2 separate regions of the Homo sapiens genome follow, and region 1 is linked to region 2. Evidence: read pairs that join two places in POLR2A ChIA-PET (ENCODE). Cell type or tissue: HepG2. All regions are shown on one strand. Links, peaks and the distances in the headings refer to the core of each region. The heading gives the core; the rest is flanking DNA. Region 1 holds the start of LOC124903760 (a long non-coding RNA gene). Region 2 holds the start of MC1R (melanocortin 1 receptor).

The links. Peaks named below come from ENCODE experiments on the same cell type or tissue, not always from the same donor. Only the 100,000 strongest peaks of a DNase experiment are listed, where the experiment ranks them.
Region 1: POLR2A ChIA-PET joins it to region 2 with 11 read pairs; 10 of 35 experiments call an interaction of 5 or more read pairs at or near these places.

Annotation. Positions count from the first base shown.
Region 1 is chr16:89,833,644-89,841,955 of GRCh38, forward strand. All of the region lies in intron 1 of SPIRE2 (spire type actin nucleation factor 2), which reads left to right. LOC124903760 (a long non-coding RNA gene) reads right to left here and starts at 4,395. Exons shown (of 2, transcript XR_007065186.1): 1 at 4,057-4,395; 2 at 2,916-3,964. RefSeq lists enhancers at 182-1,381, 3,393-4,015, 4,016-4,637. In HepG2, for the core only: a CTCF peak has its summit at 5,148; DNase peaks (open chromatin) are centred at 333, 2,988, 4,258 and 5,188; H3K4me3 peaks cover 1,045 bases.
Region 2 is chr16:89,918,317-89,926,628 of GRCh38, forward strand. It overlaps MC1R (melanocortin 1 receptor), which reads left to right and starts at 546. Exons shown (of 1, transcript NM_002386.4): 1 at 546-2,656. The coding sequence starts at 943. The coding sequence ends at 1,896. TUBB3 (tubulin beta 3 class III) reads left to right here and starts at 5,026. Exons shown (of 4, transcript NM_006086.4): 1 at 5,026-5,142. The coding sequence starts at 5,086. It overlaps LOC124903759 (keratin-associated protein 5-1-like), which reads left to right. Exons shown (of 4, transcript XM_047435031.1): 4 at 535-654. The coding sequence ends at 639. RefSeq lists enhancers at 201-1,084, 437-486, 1,085-1,968, 1,969-2,852, 3,739-4,622 and 3 more and silencers at 986-1,267, 4,693-4,782, 4,803-4,952, 5,033-5,282, 7,623-8,282. In HepG2, for the core only: a CTCF peak has its summit at 431; DNase peaks (open chromatin) are centred at 465, 3,555, 4,225, 4,855 and 4 weaker places; H3K4me3 peaks cover 5,729 bases.

The DNA of each region.
Region 1 (8,312 bases), core at 27-8,026, 85 kb before region 2:
GTGCTAACGTCTGTGCAGCCCTGGGCACGCCTGGCTCCGGAAGCACTGGCCAGTGGAGGTGGCAGCAAGGGATCTGCACCTGTGCACTCGCTGGACCTGCCTTGGGGAGCAGCACGTGTGGGTCCAGGCTGCGAATCCCGACCGGATTCTCAGGGAGGGGTTCTGCAAGGTGCACCCGGTGGGGGCTGGGAGCTCCTCCGGGGCGTGTTTCCCTGTGACGTAAAATGACCTCTATCCCTGAGCCCTCCCATGTAGAAAGCGGGAAGGAGGCTGGCCGCTGTGTGTGGGTGTGGGTGTGAGCTGGGTGTGTCTCTGTGTGAGCTGGGGTTTGTTTGTAGATGGCATTCCCGATATAGTCTCACCTCTGAGCAAGGGTTACCTCACAGGAAGGCAGTCCTGCAGCAAGACTCTTCTCTTTACGGAGACATCTGTGAACCTGCCTGCGCTCGCGGTTGGCCGTCGTAGAAGCATGGATAAGCATAGCCCGTGTGAATCTGTGAACCTGCCTGCGCTCGCGGTTGGCCGTCGTAGAAGCCTGGATAAGCATAGCCCGTGTGAATCTGTGAACCTGCCTGTGCTCACGGTTGGCCGTCGTAGAAGCATGGATAAGCATAGCCCGTGTGAATCTGTGAACCTGCCCGCGCTCGCGGTTGGCCGTCGTAGAAGGCCCCATAAGCATAGCCCGTGTGAATCTGTGAACCTGCCTGTGCTCACGGTTGGCCGTCGTAGAAGCCTGGATAAGCATAGCCCGTGTGAATCTGTGAACCTGCCCGCACTCGCGGTTGGCCATCGTAGAAGCCTGGATAAGCATAGCCCGTGTGAATCTGTGAACCTGCCCGCACTCGCGGTTGGCCATCGTAGAAGTGTGGATAAGCATAGCCCATGTGAATCTGTGAACCTGCCCGCATTCGCGGTTGGCCGTCGTAGAAGGCCCCATAAGCATAGCCCGTGTGAATCTGTGAACCTGCCCGCACTCGCGGTTGGCCGTTGTAGAAGCCTGGATAAGCATAGCCCGTGTGAATCTGTGAACCTGCCCGCACTCGCGGTTGGCCGTCGTAGAAGCCTGGATAAGCATAGCCCGTGTGAATCTGTGAACCTGCCCGCACTCGCGGTTGGCCATCGTAGAAGTGTGGATAAGCATAGCCCATGTGAATCTGTGAACCTGCCCGCATTCGCGGTTGGCCGTCGTAGAAGGCCCCATAAGCATAGCCCGTGTGAATCTGTGAACCTGCCCGCACTCGCAGCTGGCCGTCGTAGAAGGCCCCACAAGCATAGCCCGTGTGAATCTGTGAACCTGCCCGCACTCGCGGCTGGCCGTCGTAGAAGGCCCCATAAGCATAGCCCGGGTGAATCTGTGAACCTGCCCGCACTCGCGGTTGGCCGTCGTAGAAGCGTGGATAAGCATAGCCCGTGTGAATCTGTGAACCTGCCCGCACTCGCAGTTGGCCGTCGTAGAAGCCTAGATAAGCATAGCCCGTGTGAATCTGTGAACCTGCCCGCACTCACGGTTGGCCGTCGTAGAAGCGTGGATAAGCATAGCCCGTGTGAATCTGTGAACCTGCCTGCGCTCGCGGTTGGCCGTCTTAGAAGCGTGGATAAGCATAGCCCGTGTGATTTTTCGCTGAGCCCTGGCTTGGGCAGCTCTTGCAAGTTCTGCCTTGTGCTTTTGGGCAAAGGCTTGGGGTCCCTGTGCTACTGTTGAGATTCGGTTAATGGTGGGAATGTGGCCCCGTCCTCACTGCCACCTTCCAGGCCCTCCTACACCGACTCACCACCAGCCTGATGTTCACAGAGAGTAGTTTCTCTGCCCCAGATAGGAAAGAATCTGCTATGTCTTCCTAATTCAGCAACAGGGGTATTGGAGTGCTGGTGAGAGCCGGCTCCCACAGCCTGTAGGGACTGGTTGGTCTGGTCCTGGTTTGCAGCCCATTTAAGCAAACATATCAGTGGGTCTCAGTGCAGGAAGACAGAAGGTTTCGGCTCTGATCATTCACTCTGACTCCTCAGAGGGCATTGGGACTCCAGATAAGGTTGAGGCCCCATTTAGGAGGAAGGCGGGCTGGAAACACACCTGGTAATTAGGCAAATCAGCCCGTGCCGGGGAAGTCGAGGACACCTGGAGGAAGGGCCCAGCCTCGCCTGGCTTCTCTGTCCTCCTCATTCCAAAGACCCCTTCATTCCAGCGCGTGTGTCTCTCTGGGACTGAGGAGCGGGAGGAGTGCGTGGGAGTAGTTTAAAAGGAGTGTATGGGCCAGGTGTGGTGGCTCACACCTGTAATCCCAGCACTTTGGGAGGCTGAGGCTGGCGGATCACATGAGGTCAGGAGTTTGAGAACAGCCTGGCCAACATGGTGAAACCCCGTCTCTACTAAAAATACAAAAATTTGCTGAGCTTGGTGGCGGGCGTCTGTAGTCCCAGTTGTTTAGGAGGTTAAGGCAGGAGAATCGCTTGAATCTGGGAGGCGGAGGTTGTAGTGAGTCGAGATTGCGCCACTGCCCTCCAGCCTGGGCGACACAGTGAGACTCCATTTCAAAAACAAAAACAAAACAAACATAGGTTATTCTCTTACAGTTGAAGAGGTCAGAAACCCAGGATGATCCACCTGTCAGGGGTCAGCACCTGGACCCTCAACTGCCACTGTAAGCTCCTCTCGGTACATGCTCACAGGTTCTGGGGTTAGAACACAGACAGCTTTAGGGGCCGTGATTCTGCCGACTGCAGCGGACCGGGGGCCGAGAATCTGAGGGAGTGCCCACAACCCACCTCCAGATCCTCCTCCACTGTCTCCAGGTATTTCCTTGCGTCTCTCTCCATCCTCCCTTCCATCTCATTTTAATGCATTTCAGGGAAGTTGTGGATGGTAGGACGGTTCCCCTAAATACTTCAGCCTGTGTGGTATTAAGCAGACACCAACGTTTGTTTATAGTTGTTTCTTTTGAGGTGAAATTTACATACAGTGAAATGCAAGAATCCGGAATGTACATTCACCCAGAACGACCTTGACCTCTGCTGTGAAGGTCTCACCGCCCTGGAGAGCTGTGAAAAATATCCCCCGGCCGGGGGCGGTGGCTCACGCCTGTCATCCCAGCACTTTGGGAGGCCAAGGCAGGCGGATCACCTGAGGTCGGGAGTTCGAGACCAGCCTGACCAACATGGAGAAACCCCGTCTCTACTGAAAAAAAAAAAAAAGAAAAAAAGAAAGTTAGCTGGGCGTCGTGGTACATGCCTGTAATCCCAGCTACTGAGGAGGATGAGGCAGGAGAATCGCTTGAACCTGGGAGGCGGAGGTTGTGGTGAGCCAGGATTGCGCCATTGCACTCCAGCCTAGGTAACAAGAGTGAAACTCCAGCTAAAAAAAGAAAAAATCCTGCACCCCAGATTCCTGTTCTGTAGGTCTTTGCAGGCCCCAGGAATCTGTGTTTCCAAAGCTGCCCGTGCCTGGCCCGTCGCGTGGGTTCTGGAATTGCAGGTCTTCTCCCTCGAGCAGGACTCGAGGCTCCGTTGTCAGGCCTGTTAAATCCAGATCCGAGTCCTGCCCGGAACATCTGACTCTGACCCTCCCAGGTCAGCCTGAGAATCTGCATCTGTAACAAGTTCCCTGGTCTGCTGCTGCAGGAGTGAGGCACCCCACCCTCAGGGGACTCGGATGGTGGTGAGGGGGAAGAGTTGAGGTCTCCGTGTCAGCCCTGGAGCCAAGGCTAGGCCCAGGGTCAGACTCAGCTGGGTGGCCTTGGGTCAGTTCCTCACCCTCTCTGGACCTCTTGGACCGGGATTAATAGCATAGCCGCATCGTGAGGCGCATGTGACAGGGGTGCTTCTTAGCCAGGAGAGAGGGCACCTTCTCAGGTAGGATCTGACGCTGTCACCTCTCAGCTGCTGCCTTTCTGCTGTGACCAGCGGTGGGGTCCCCTTAGGGCTCACCTCAAGACTTGACACACGCCAGGCAGGGGCTGGGTCGGGATCCCTGCAGGAGCGGAGAAGCGGGGGATCAGGGGCACTGCTGAGGGCAGTTCTGTGGCCAACACACGCCTCCCGGACTCGGGTCTCCGCACGCACCTCCCGGACTCGGGTCTCCGCAGGCATTGATGCCTGGCATCCTGGGTTCTTGTTGAGGAGGAGGACGCCCCGTGCGGGGGGCGTGTGAGTTTATGGAACGAGTGGGTTGGTCTCAGCCAGGGATCAGCCACCGCCCTCTGAGACGAGCACTGGCGGAAGTGAGATGCAAGAGGAAGCTCACGGCTCAACCACATGGTTCCCTCTGACCCAAAGAGCAGGCTCTGTTTGCTAAACAAACACAGACTCCTGGTTTCGTGCGGGCGTTTCTCCCTCTGGGCTTCCATTTGCCTGCTCTCAGCAGCTTCTTTTTTTGTTTTTATTTTTTTTTCTGAGACAAGTCTTGCTCTGTCACCCAGGCTGGAGTGCCTCAGCTCACTGCAGTCTCCGCCTCCGGGGATCAAACGATTCTCCCACCTCAGCCTCCAGAGTAACTGGGACCACAGGCACACACCACCACGCTCAGCATTTTTTTTTTTTTTTTTTTTTTTTGTATTTTTAAGAGAGACGGGATCTTACCACATTGCCCAGGCTGGAGTGTAGTGGTGCAATCTCAGCTCACTGCAAACTCCACCTCCTAGGTTCTTGCCATTCTCCTGCCTCAGCCTCCTGAGTAGCTGGGACTACAGGAACCCACCACCATGCCCAGCTAATTTTTGTATTTTTTAGTAGAGATGGGGTTTCACCATGTTGGCCAGGCTGGTCTTGAACCCCTTACCTCAGGTGATCGGCCTGCCTCGGCCTCCCAAAGTGCTGGGATTACAGGCGTGAGCCACCGTCCCCAGCCTACAATAACTCTTATGGTAGGTGATTTCTCTGTTTCATCAGCGGGAACCAGGGAAGCTCAGGGAAGCACGGTGAGCCACGGAAGCCACACAGGCTGTCTGATGGCAGATCTGTGTTTGCCCCAGACCACCAGGCCCCCACCCTGAATTCTAAGACTGACTTGGGTGCTGCGGGCTTACTCACTCTCACACCTTGATTTCTTGACACTCGCACATCCACATGCTCCAAATCAAAGTGCAGAGTGCAATGAAGGGTGTCCAACAGCCCGTGCTAGGAGTGTTTTTCATCTGTGCAGCAGGCAGGTGGCTCTGTCTCCTCCTGCACTCAGGGGCTCCCCTCTCTTTTCCTCAGTGTGGGTCTTGGGTTTTCTCCGCACAAAGGGCTCTTGTTCTCTTTCATGGCTGCCCAGTGTCCCTGTGTGCAATCTAGTAGAGACGGGGTTTCACCATGTTGGCCAGGCTGGTCTTGAACCTTTTACCTCAGGTGATCTATCTGCCTCGGCCTCCCAAAGTGCTGGGATTACAGACGTGTCTCAAGTGGACACATCTGTGTTTCGAGTGTTAAACTGTTAGGAGGGGGCTGGGCGCTGTGGCTCACGCCTGTAATCCCAGCACTTTGGGAGGCCAAGGCGGGTGGATCACGAGGTCAGGAGATCGAGACCATCCTGGCTAACATGGTGAAACCCCATCTCTAAAAATACAAAAATTACTAAATACAAAAAAATTACTAAAAATACAAAAAATTAGCTGGGCGTGGTGGCGGGCGCCTGTAGTCCCATCTACTTAGGAGGCTGAGGCAGGAGAATGGCATGAACCCAGGAGGCAGAGATTGCAGTGAGCCGAGATCGCGCCACTGCACTCCAGCCTGGGCGACAGAGCGAGACTCCATCTCAAAAAAAAAAAAAAAACTGTTAGGGATGTCATGGGTGTGTGGCCGGGTGCCTGTGCCTTCCAGGAGTGTTGGCAGTGGGTGGGGGGCGGCGCTGATTTGAAAGTTGCTGCAGGGTGCCTGCTTTGGGCTGTTGCTAGTTCGTGGGTCTGCCAGGAATGGGTGTGCTGCGTCCCCCTGTCTGCCCTGGCCCTGGTGCTTCTGAGAGCACTCAGCCTGAGACCTGGGAAGCAGGAAACCCCTGGAGGCGGGAGAGATCAGAGATGGCTTCACTCACAGTCAGCGTTTAAGCAGCGGCCACGTGCGGGGGTTGGGCCCAATGTAGCCAAATGCTATGGCCTCATCAAGATGTGTGAGGTCTTCCTCTGGGGGTGGGGTGAAAAGGGGAGTCGTACCCCTTCCCATGCAGAGAGCATGGGCTCCCCCAGAGCCATCCCTGTCCTGACCCCAAGGCTAAGAGAGTCAAAGGCAGGGCAGCCTTGGGCCAAGCCTGGCCAGGGGGCCCTGGTGGCCTCACTGCCATTGTCACTGATGATCATGCCTGTGTGTGTCTGCCACCTGACTTGTTATTCGAGGTAACGCCATGCGTGAGATTGAGCAGGAGTCATCTCTGTCCTGCAGGTGAGGAAGTGAGGTCACAGGGGCAAGACACCCAGCGCCAGTAGCCACAGGTTGGTCAGGATCTGACCTCCCACCAAACCCCTTGTCGGGCTAGGCTGACGCTCCCAAGCAGATGGAGGCTGAGGCTGCCTGGTAACCTCTGTCCACCACCCACCTCCCTGCAGTGTGGGACGACCTTCCTCTTGAAGCTGCTGGAGGAGCTGCAGGCAGCAAATGTCCCACAGACATCCCTCTTCCAAATGAAACCTGTCATCTTTTTTTTTTTTTTTTTTTTTTGAGACGGAGTCTCGCTCTGTCGTCCAGGCTGGAGTGCAGTGGCGCGATCTCGGCTCACTGCAAGCTCCACCTCCCGGGTTCACATCATTCTCCTGTCTCAGCCTCCCGAATAACTGGGACTACAGGCGCCCGCCACCAGGCCTGGCTAATTTTTTAGATTTTTAGTAGAGACGGGGTTTCACCGTGTTAGCCAGGATGGTTTCGATCTCCTGACCTTGGGATCCGCCCGCCTCGGCCTCCCAAAGTGCTGGATTACAGGCATGAGCCACCATGTCTGGCCCAAATCCTTTCAAAGTTATATTTTAATGTTACCGTAATGTTTCTCTCAAAAGTTGGAGATGGTTTGCATAAAAATAAAAAGTTTTCAAATTTTTTTTTTTTTTTTTTTGAGATGGAGTCACTCTGTCGCCCAGGCTGGAGTGCAATGGCGCAATCTCGGCTCACTGCAAACTCCGCCTCCCAGGTTCACGCCATTCTCCTGCCTCAGCCTCCCGAGTAGCTGGGACTACAGGTGCCCGCCACCACGCCCAGCTTATTTTTTTGTATTTTTTAGTAGAGACGGGGTTTCACCGTGTTAGCCAGGATGGTCTCGATCTCCTGACCTCATGATCCGCCTGCCTCGGCCTCCCAAAGTGCTGGGATTACAGGCGTGAGCCACCGCGCCCAGCTGAAACCTGTCATCTTTTACAAGCACACACAGGATTGTTTCAAAGAAGACTCCCTAGCATCTTTGTTCTAGTCATTTGTTATTTTACACAAAAGAAATCTGAGTCAGGTGCAGTAGCTCACACCTGTACTCCCAGCACTTTGGGAGGCTGAGGCGGGAGGATCGCTTGAGCCCAGGAAGTCATGGCTGCAGTGAGCCATGATTACACCACTGCACTCCAGCCTGGGTGACAGAGCAACACCTTGTTTCAAAAAAAAAAAAAAAGGAAAAAGAAACTCAGGTGGCTTTTCTTCTCTCATTGAGGCTGTGCTTCCCTGCAGGGAGAAATAGGCTCTTAACTCTTAGTGGTGGATGGAAACGAGGGGTCCTGGTTCTGCCTCCCACCTTAGCATGGCACTAATAGACTTGATGAGAATCTGGGGTCCTTACTGCCTCCGTCTGCTCTACCCTGGAGAGAATTTTTTAGATAAGCAAAAGGTGGTTTGCATAACCCCATGTGGCCACGTTGGTGACGTGGTTGTGGTAGCTCTGTGGCCACGTTGGTGACGTGGTTGTGGTAGCTCTGTATGCACTTATACCTGGGTGTTCGGCTGGGTTGCTTGCTGTGGTCTGGCCATGCTCGGTGGCCCAGCTGCCCCATTTATTAGGGGTATGGTCTTGGGTAAGTTTCTCAACCTGCCTGAGCCTCGATTTCCTCATCTGTAACGAGGAAATTATGGCACCAACCTTTATGGGATGGCTGCGCAGATAGAGGCCACGGTAAATAATTTTTTTTTTTTTGAGATGGAGTTTTGCTTTTGTTACCCAGGCTGGAGTGCAGTGGCACGATCTCGGCTCACCGCAACCTCCACCTCCCAGGTTCAAGCCGTTCTCTTGCCTCAGCCTCCCAAGTAGCTGGGATTACAGGCGTGTTCCTCCCGAGTAGCTGGGATTACAGGCATGCGCCACCATGCCCGGCTAATTTTGTATTTTTAGGAGAGGTGGGGTTTCTCCCTGTTGGTCAGGCTGGTCTCCAACTCCT
Region 2 (8,312 bases), core at 279-8,278:
GCCTCAGGCTCTACAAGATGCCTGAAAACACCAACCTCTCCAGGGCTCACTAGCATTGGACGCTTTCACGCTCTGCCCTGGCCGGAAGCCCCCTCACCCCGCGCGATGTGCAAACTCCTGCAGGGCTCACTCAGTTTCCAGAACTTTAATTATTGGAAAGTTCTCCCTGGTCCAGCCCCCAAATCTGCCGTGAACGTTGACAGCTGAGTTGCTGCTCCATGCGTGCTTTGGCTGAGAGCAGAGGGGACCCCTGTCCTCCCTGAGCTGCTGACGAGGGGAGGGGTGAAGGGTGGGGCCTCTGGAGAGGGCAGGTCCCGGGGAAGCTCCGGACTCCTAGAGGGGCGGCCAGGTGGGGGCCCTGGTGACCAGGACAGACTGTGGTGTTTTTTAACGTAAAGGAGATCCGCGGTGTGAGGGACCCCCTGGGTCCTGCACGCCGCCTGGTGGCAGGCCGGGCCATGGTGGGTGCTCACGCCCCCGGCATGTGGCCGCCCTCAGTGGGAGGGGCTCTGAGAACGACTTTTTAAAACGCAGAGAAAAGCTCCATTCTTCCCAGGACCTCAGCGCAGCCCTGGCCCAGGAAGGCAGGAGACAGAGGCCAGGACGGTCCAGAGGTGTCGAAATGTCCTGGGGACCTGAGCAGCAGCCACCAGGGAAGAGGCAGGGAGGGAGCTGAGGACCAGGCTTGGTTGTGAGAATCCCTGAGCCCAGGCGGTAGATGCCAGGAGGTGTCTGGACTGGCTGGGCCATGCCTGGGCTGACCTGTCCAGCCAGGGAGAGGGTGTGAGGGCAGATCTGGGGGTGCCCAGATGGAAGGAGGCAGGCATGGGGGACACCCAAGGCCCCCTGGCAGCACCATGAACTAAGCAGGACACCTGGAGGGGAAGAACTGTGGGGACCTGGAGGCCTCCAACGACTCCTTCCTGCTTCCTGGACAGGACTATGGCTGTGCAGGGATCCCAGAGAAGACTTCTGGGCTCCCTCAACTCCACCCCCACAGCCATCCCCCAGCTGGGGCTGGCTGCCAACCAGACAGGAGCCCGGTGCCTGGAGGTGTCCATCTCTGACGGGCTCTTCCTCAGCCTGGGGCTGGTGAGCTTGGTGGAGAACGCGCTGGTGGTGGCCACCATCGCCAAGAACCGGAACCTGCACTCACCCATGTACTGCTTCATCTGCTGCCTGGCCTTGTCGGACCTGCTGGTGAGCGGGAGCAACGTGCTGGAGACGGCCGTCATCCTCCTGCTGGAGGCCGGTGCACTGGTGGCCCGGGCTGCGGTGCTGCAGCAGCTGGACAATGTCATTGACGTGATCACCTGCAGCTCCATGCTGTCCAGCCTCTGCTTCCTGGGCGCCATCGCCGTGGACCGCTACATCTCCATCTTCTACGCACTGCGCTACCACAGCATCGTGACCCTGCCGCGGGCGCGGCGAGCCGTTGCGGCCATCTGGGTGGCCAGTGTCGTCTTCAGCACGCTCTTCATCGCCTACTACGACCACGTGGCCGTCCTGCTGTGCCTCGTGGTCTTCTTCCTGGCTATGCTGGTGCTCATGGCCGTGCTGTACGTCCACATGCTGGCCCGGGCCTGCCAGCACGCCCAGGGCATCGCCCGGCTCCACAAGAGGCAGCGCCCGGTCCACCAGGGCTTTGGCCTTAAAGGCGCTGTCACCCTCACCATCCTGCTGGGCATTTTCTTCCTCTGCTGGGGCCCCTTCTTCCTGCATCTCACACTCATCGTCCTCTGCCCCGAGCACCCCACGTGCGGCTGCATCTTCAAGAACTTCAACCTCTTTCTCGCCCTCATCATCTGCAATGCCATCATCGACCCCCTCATCTACGCCTTCCACAGCCAGGAGCTCCGCAGGACGCTCAAGGAGGTGCTGACATGCTCCTGGTGAGCGCGGTGCACGCGGCTTTAAGTGTGCTGGGCAGAGGGAGGTGGTGATATTGTGTGGTCTGGTTCCTGTGTGACCCTGGGCAGTTCCTTACCTCCCTGGTCCCCGTTTGTCAAAGAGGATGGACTAAATGATCTCTGAAAGTGTTGAAGCGCGGACCCTTCTGGGTCCAGGGAGGGGTCCCTGCAAAACTCCAGGCAGGACTTCTCACCAGCAGTCGTGGGGAACGGAGGAGGACATGGGGAGGTTGTGGGGCCTCAGGCTCCGGGCACCAGGGGCCAACCTCAGGCTCCTAAAGAGACATTTTCCGCCCACTCCTGGGACACTCCGTCTGCTCCAATGACTGAGCAGCATCCACCCCACCCCATCTTTGCTGCCAGCTCTCAGGACCGTGCCCTCGTCAGCTGGGATGTGAAGTCTCTGGGTGGAAGTGTGTGCCAAGAGCTACTCCCACAGCAGCCCCAGGAGAAGGGGCTTTGTGACCAGAAAGCTTCATCCACAGCCTTGCAGCGGCTCCTGCAAAAGGAGGTGAAATCCCTGCCTCAGGCCAAGGGACCAGGTTTGCAGGAGCCCCCCTAGTGGTATGGGGCTGAGCCCTCCTGAGGGCCGGTTCTAAGGCTCAGACTGGGCACTGGGGCCTCAGCCTGCTTTCCTGCAGCAGTCGCCCAAGCAGACAGCCCTGGCAAATGCCTGACTCAGTGACCAGTGCCTGTGAGCATGGGGCCAGGAAAGTCTGGTAATAAATGTGACTCAGCATCACCCACCTTAGCCCCTTCCAGAAAGTGCTTGAAGTTTGCGGGTGGAGGGATGGGGGAGGGGAAGGTGGGCAGGGGTGAGAGTCGAGAGGGAAGAAAGGAGTCCCGGAAAACGTGGCTGCCTCCCCAGGTGAGGAAGCCACAGCCCCAGAGGCCCCAAATGCCTGGGGAGTGTGGAGGTCCCAACCAGGCTTGCGCTGACCCTGCTTCTCGGTTTTCTCTCCGTGCTGACAAACCCCAGCCTAGAGGAAGGACGAGCAGGTGCAGCAGGGCCCCAGTCCCCTCCACTCTTGACGCTGTCCTAGCTGCAGAAGAGGCGGGTTCCCAGCCTTCCCTGTGACCACATGTGACCTCAGCCGGGACACATCCCTTTGCTGGCCCTGGCCCTGAGTCCCTCCAGCCATGATGAGCCGTGAATGGGACCATCCCTGTCCACTCTGAGATGCCTGGAAGGGGGCTCAGTGCAGGTGGGCTGGGGGCTGGGTCTGCTGTCTGCCCAGCACTGCCATTCTGGGAGTAGGCAGGTGGGGAAGGGGTCGGGGGTGGAGGGTCTGTGTTCAGCCAGTCCTGGGAAATGCTTGATGTGAGGCTTCTGAAGATGGCAGTGAGGCAGAGGCCCAGCCGGCGGAGAAGTCCCTGGGAGTGAGTACCTGGGGATGAACTATGCTGCCTGGTGCTGGGGAGCAGTGGCGCCCCTGGGCCATCCCTCTGCTGAAACCTGGGCGTCTCGCTGAAGAGACCACCTCCATTTCCTCTGCAGAGACTGAGCACTCAGTCAGCCCCCTTCCTGGGACAGGCTCAATGGAGGCTGCAGGGCCATCAGCCGACTCCTACGCAGGCTCAGTCAGCAGCCCCCTGGCCAGCCCCACCCCTGACTGCCGGCCTCAGAACTGGGAGCTGCTTCCTGGCAGGGCCCGCCTCTGCTGGGAGACCGGACGGTGAGTCAGCCTTAAGCCCGGCACCAGACCCCTCTGAGGATGGAGCAGGAGCTGGCTGCCCTGAGGCTGCAAAACTTCTTCCCTCGTGGAGACAGGGAGGCACCTCAGACACTCACCCCGGACTCCCTTGAACAGGGACAGGGAGGAACCCCAGGCAGCTAGACCCCAGCAGCAGCCACACGAGCACACTGTGGGGCAGGGAGGGGCATCTCTTGAGAACAAAAGATCCATTTCTCGACTTTCCAAACTGGAGAGCTTCTTGAGAGAAAAGAGAGAGACAGGTACAGGTCCACGCCACCCACACACAGCCCTGTGCACACAGACCGGACACAGGCGTCCACAGGCAAGTTCGCAGCTGCTCATTTTGTGAAGTGAATGCTGATTTGGGGGCCGGGTGGGGTTCGTCTGTACATCGTGCACTGTCAGACCCTTCCTGAAGGATTTTTGTTACTGAAGTATCAGAAGGCCCTTGTTCTAAGGTGGTGGCACTGTAATATCTGGCCCAGGAGGAGGTCAGTGCCGTGCCGGCGAGTCCTTTGCTCCCTTCCTTCTCTGACCAGTAAACGCATCTCCAGTCGCTCCCCCGAGGCCCCCCTGCACGCAGTCTCCGACCTCAGAGAGTGAGTCAGATAGAAGCCGCTGCCCACCCTCCCCCACCCTGGCCGGGTTCTTGCCTGGCTTGTGCGTCCTTGTGACAATTCCTGACACGGATGCGCACCGGGCAGTGGCACGTCCAGGTGCTGTGCGCGCCCGGGCCCACAAAGCTCCTTTGGACGCTCATGGCAGCCCCTTGGTGGAGGAGGTCGGGTGCCCACCCCCTCCCCGCCCACTGCGGAAGCCGGCGACCCACGGAGCTCGCTCTCGGCCGCCGCCACCCCTCTGTGTTCGCGCCCTTCCGAGCTCTGATCCGACGCTTTGTTTCTTCTCAGTGGGTTCAGGGCCTGGGCCAGCCTTTACCTACCTCCCCCACCCAAAACCGGCAAAAGCTCAGAGCACCTTGTCTGCCAAAAGACAGGGAGCTGGGATGGTGCGGGTTGGTCTCTAAACCGGCGTGGGGAAAAAAGACCCTCCGTACAAAGCCGCAGGGTGGGGCTGTCGCAAGGGCGGAACCGAGAGGGTAGCTGGGGGCGGGGTTCCCAGGGCCAAGAGGGGCCATTGTCCTCCCTGGAGCCCGGCGCCCCCACAGCCAGCTCCTCTGGGAGACAGCCCCTCCTTTCGAATGCGCGGGGCCCTCAGACCGCGCCCGGCCCAGCGCTGGGGGATCCTTGGCTGCGGGAGGGGCGCCGCATTGCGCGCGGCGGGCGGGGACGCGCGGTGCGGAGCCTGCGGGCCGGGCGGGGCTCTGCGGCGGCGCCTCCCGATTGGCCACCCGCGGTGACATCAGCCGATGCGAAGGGCGGGGCCGCGGCTATAAGAGCGCGCGGCCGCGGTCCCCGACCCTCAGCAGCCAGCCCGGCCCGCCCGCGCCCGTCCGCAGCCGCCCGCCAGACGCGCCCAGTATGAGGGAGATCGTGCACATCCAGGCCGGCCAGTGCGGCAACCAGATCGGGGCCAAGGTGAGGCTGCGCGCCCCGGCCTGTCCCGGGCCCCGGGGCGGGAGGAGGGAGGCGCCGTGCCCCGCGGGCCGCACCTCCAGCTGCCCCCGCCCCTGCGAACCTGCAACAAAGGGATGCGCCCAGCGCCGCGCCGGGCGGCCGGGACGCGGGGCCCCCGCCCTGGGACTCTCGCCTGCACCTCTCTGCCCCTGCCCAGGTGACCTCGGGCTGTCGAGGCGCAGCTCACGTCAGTCGCGAAGCCTCAGCCCCCTCCACACCTGCGCCCCCTCCACACCTGCACCCCCTCCACCGGGCCTCCGCAGGTGCAGCTGGGAGCCCTGTCTGGGCGTGGCCCTCTTTTTTGGGGCCGCGGCATAGCCTTGAGTGAGACGGGTGGGGTAGGCAGGTTTGGGTGGGGTGGGGGGTTCTCCTCACAGCCGTGATTTCCTCGGCCCGAACCCCCCACTGGAGTAGCCGAACGTCCCCCGAGAGGCTAGAGCCGCCCCGATTTCCCCAGCCTGCTCCGACACCCCTCGGCGTCCTAGCTCCACCCTGTCCCTTTGTTGGAGGGGTTGGGCCTGGACTCGAGATGACCTTGGTCCAGGACCAGGCTCTCCATCGGCGCAGCCGCTCCTGGGCAACCCCCGCGGGGCTTGACCGCGCCCACCCAGGGTCTACCAGTCTGGGGATTGGATGTGGGAACAAAGCCGGGCTGTGGGGTGTGGAGGCTGCACCGTGGCGCGCCCCTCCCTCCATTGTTAGCCCACCTCGCAGATGTTGGGGCCACGCAGAAAGGGGCGTTGGTGCAGCTGTGCAGGGACCCCTGCCTAAATCATTAAGGGGACGTCGTGTCCCCTGGTCCTGGGAGGCTGTCCCTGGCCCAAGGTCACACAGCAGGTGCGAGAGAGCTGGGCTGGCCCTTGGTTCTCATCCCCTGCAGGAGCCAACCTGGGGCTCGGGCGGGGCGGGTTGGGGGCGCTGCTTGCCAAAGGATCTGCCCTCCGAACAGTGTTGGGGAACAGGGGATCGGGGGGGGAGGCTGGCTTTGTCAGGACCAAGGCCAGGGACCCAGCTCAGGGCTGGTGCAGCGCTGATTCTGGGAAGGAGGGGGTGCAGGAGACGGTCCTGGAGGGGAAGGGGCCAGAGAAAGGCAGCCTCCGGAGGCTGTTGCCATGGAAACCAGGCAGGAACAAAAAGCTAATTACAACAGGGCCAGCCACGTGGCTGACATGTAAATTGCAACTTTGGCTCCGGGTGGAGGCGCCTCTGAGGGTGGGAGGCCCAGTAGTGGGGAGACTCTAATCACCCAAGGAGACAGCTGTGCCTGCCAAGGAGAGCCTGGGGGAGGGGAGACCTGGGGGACAGTGGCCTCAAATCAAACCAGGACTCCCGGAGCAGCCTCTGACAGCTGCCTTGGCCTGATGGGAGGGGCTGAGGGCTCATTAATGTGGTCACTGGGGCCAAGCCTCCCCTGAGCATCTGCTCCTGGGAGGGTCAGGGGTCGCTGGGGGGAGGGAGGGCAGGCAGCCCTGGGGCTCCTGGGAGGGTCAGGGGTCTCTGGGGAGAGGGAGGGCAGGCAGCCCTGGGGCCCACCTGGGGTTTCTCCTTCTATGGCTGGGATGGGCCCAGAGCTGTGGTCCCACAAGGCACTTGTCAGGCAAGAGCTGGGATCTAGAAGTCAGGTGCACATGCAGACATCCCCTGAGGCTCCACGGGTAGCAGAGGGAGCCCTTGTCCCCTGGACCGTGTCCTTGGCTGCCTTGTGCTCTGCTTCTGAACACTGGAGCTCTTAGTTTGCCCGCTACTTTTTATTCCTTTTGAGTTGTTTGTTTTTTCTTAATATATTTCTTTTTAAAAATTAATACCTGGCCGGGCACGGTGGATGAGGAATCTCATGTAATCCCAGCACTTTGGGAGACTGAAACTGGAGGATCACTTTAGCGAAGGAGTTCAAGACCAGCCGGGATAACATGGTGAAACTCCGTTTCTTAAAAAAAAAAAAAAAAAAATTAGCCTGGCGTGGTGGGCCGCGCCTGTAGTCCCAGCTACCTGGGAGGCTGAGATGGGAGCATTGCTTCAGCGTGGGAGGTCGAGGCTGCAATGAACTATGACCGCACCACTGTACTCCAGACTAGGCGATAGAGTGAGATCCTGTCTCACAGTAATAATAGTATCTGATTCTTTTTAACAATGAAAGCAACAGAGAAGGAAATTTTCTCGGGGGCGGGGGCGGCAAGAGCGTGTTCCTTTGCTCTGCTGCCCTTGTGGAATCAATGGGAAGTTCCTTGGCCGTTCTCGGCCTCCACTCCCGCAGCTGATAGGGGGTGCAACGCGGCTGCTTCCCTGTCTGGGGTCCTCGGGCGGTGCCTGGCTGGGCAGGAAGGCCCGTGCACTCTGGGCAGAGGGAAGTCGGGGTGACTCGAGGCCGGGAGCAAAGCCGGGTCCCGGGCGGTCACGCGGCAGCGCGGACGACTCACCGCGGTCACCCCTGCGCTGGGAGCCGAGCCCCCGGCAGCTCGCGGGGATGCAGTAAGCCGGGCGCAGCCCGCCGGGAGGATGAGAAAACCCGAAGCCCGGAAAGCCGAGCGGCCGCCTGCAGTCACCCCGGGGGGGGCAGGGGCGGGCCGGGCTATGCAGAAACACCGGGGCCCGCGGGACACAGGACGCTGCCCCACTGCCGCAGAGCTGAATCTGGACCCCCGGGCTTTGCTTTCCTGGGGCCTGTGCTCCTCCCTCCCCGGGGCGGGGTTCGCCTGCAGCGGCGGAGGGGGGAGCCTTTGTCCTCCGCGCGGGCTGCGGCACCGCCTCCTCGCGGCTGCGGGGCGGGGCTGGGGGCGGGGCCTGGCCGTCTCAGCCAATGGGAGGCGGAGTCCCTGGCTCGCCCCGCCCTCTCGCCTGAAAGACCTGCGGAGCCGCGGGCCGGGCGGGAACCGCATTCGGGTCCTGGAGGGGCTTGGAGGCCCCAGTCTCGCAGCCCCTTCATCGGGGACCCCCGCTCCCACCTGCCTTGGCCACTGCCCTCAAAGCCCGGCCCCGCTTTCCCCAGGACCCCAAGCGCTGCGCGAGGTCAGCACCAAGGACAGCGCCCGGGCCGAGCGCCTGGCCTCGAACGCCGGGTTCTGCTTTGTGTTTCCAGGTTTTTGTTTTTGGTTATGAGAGGAGGCCTGGCTCTGTCGCCCGGGCTGGCGTCC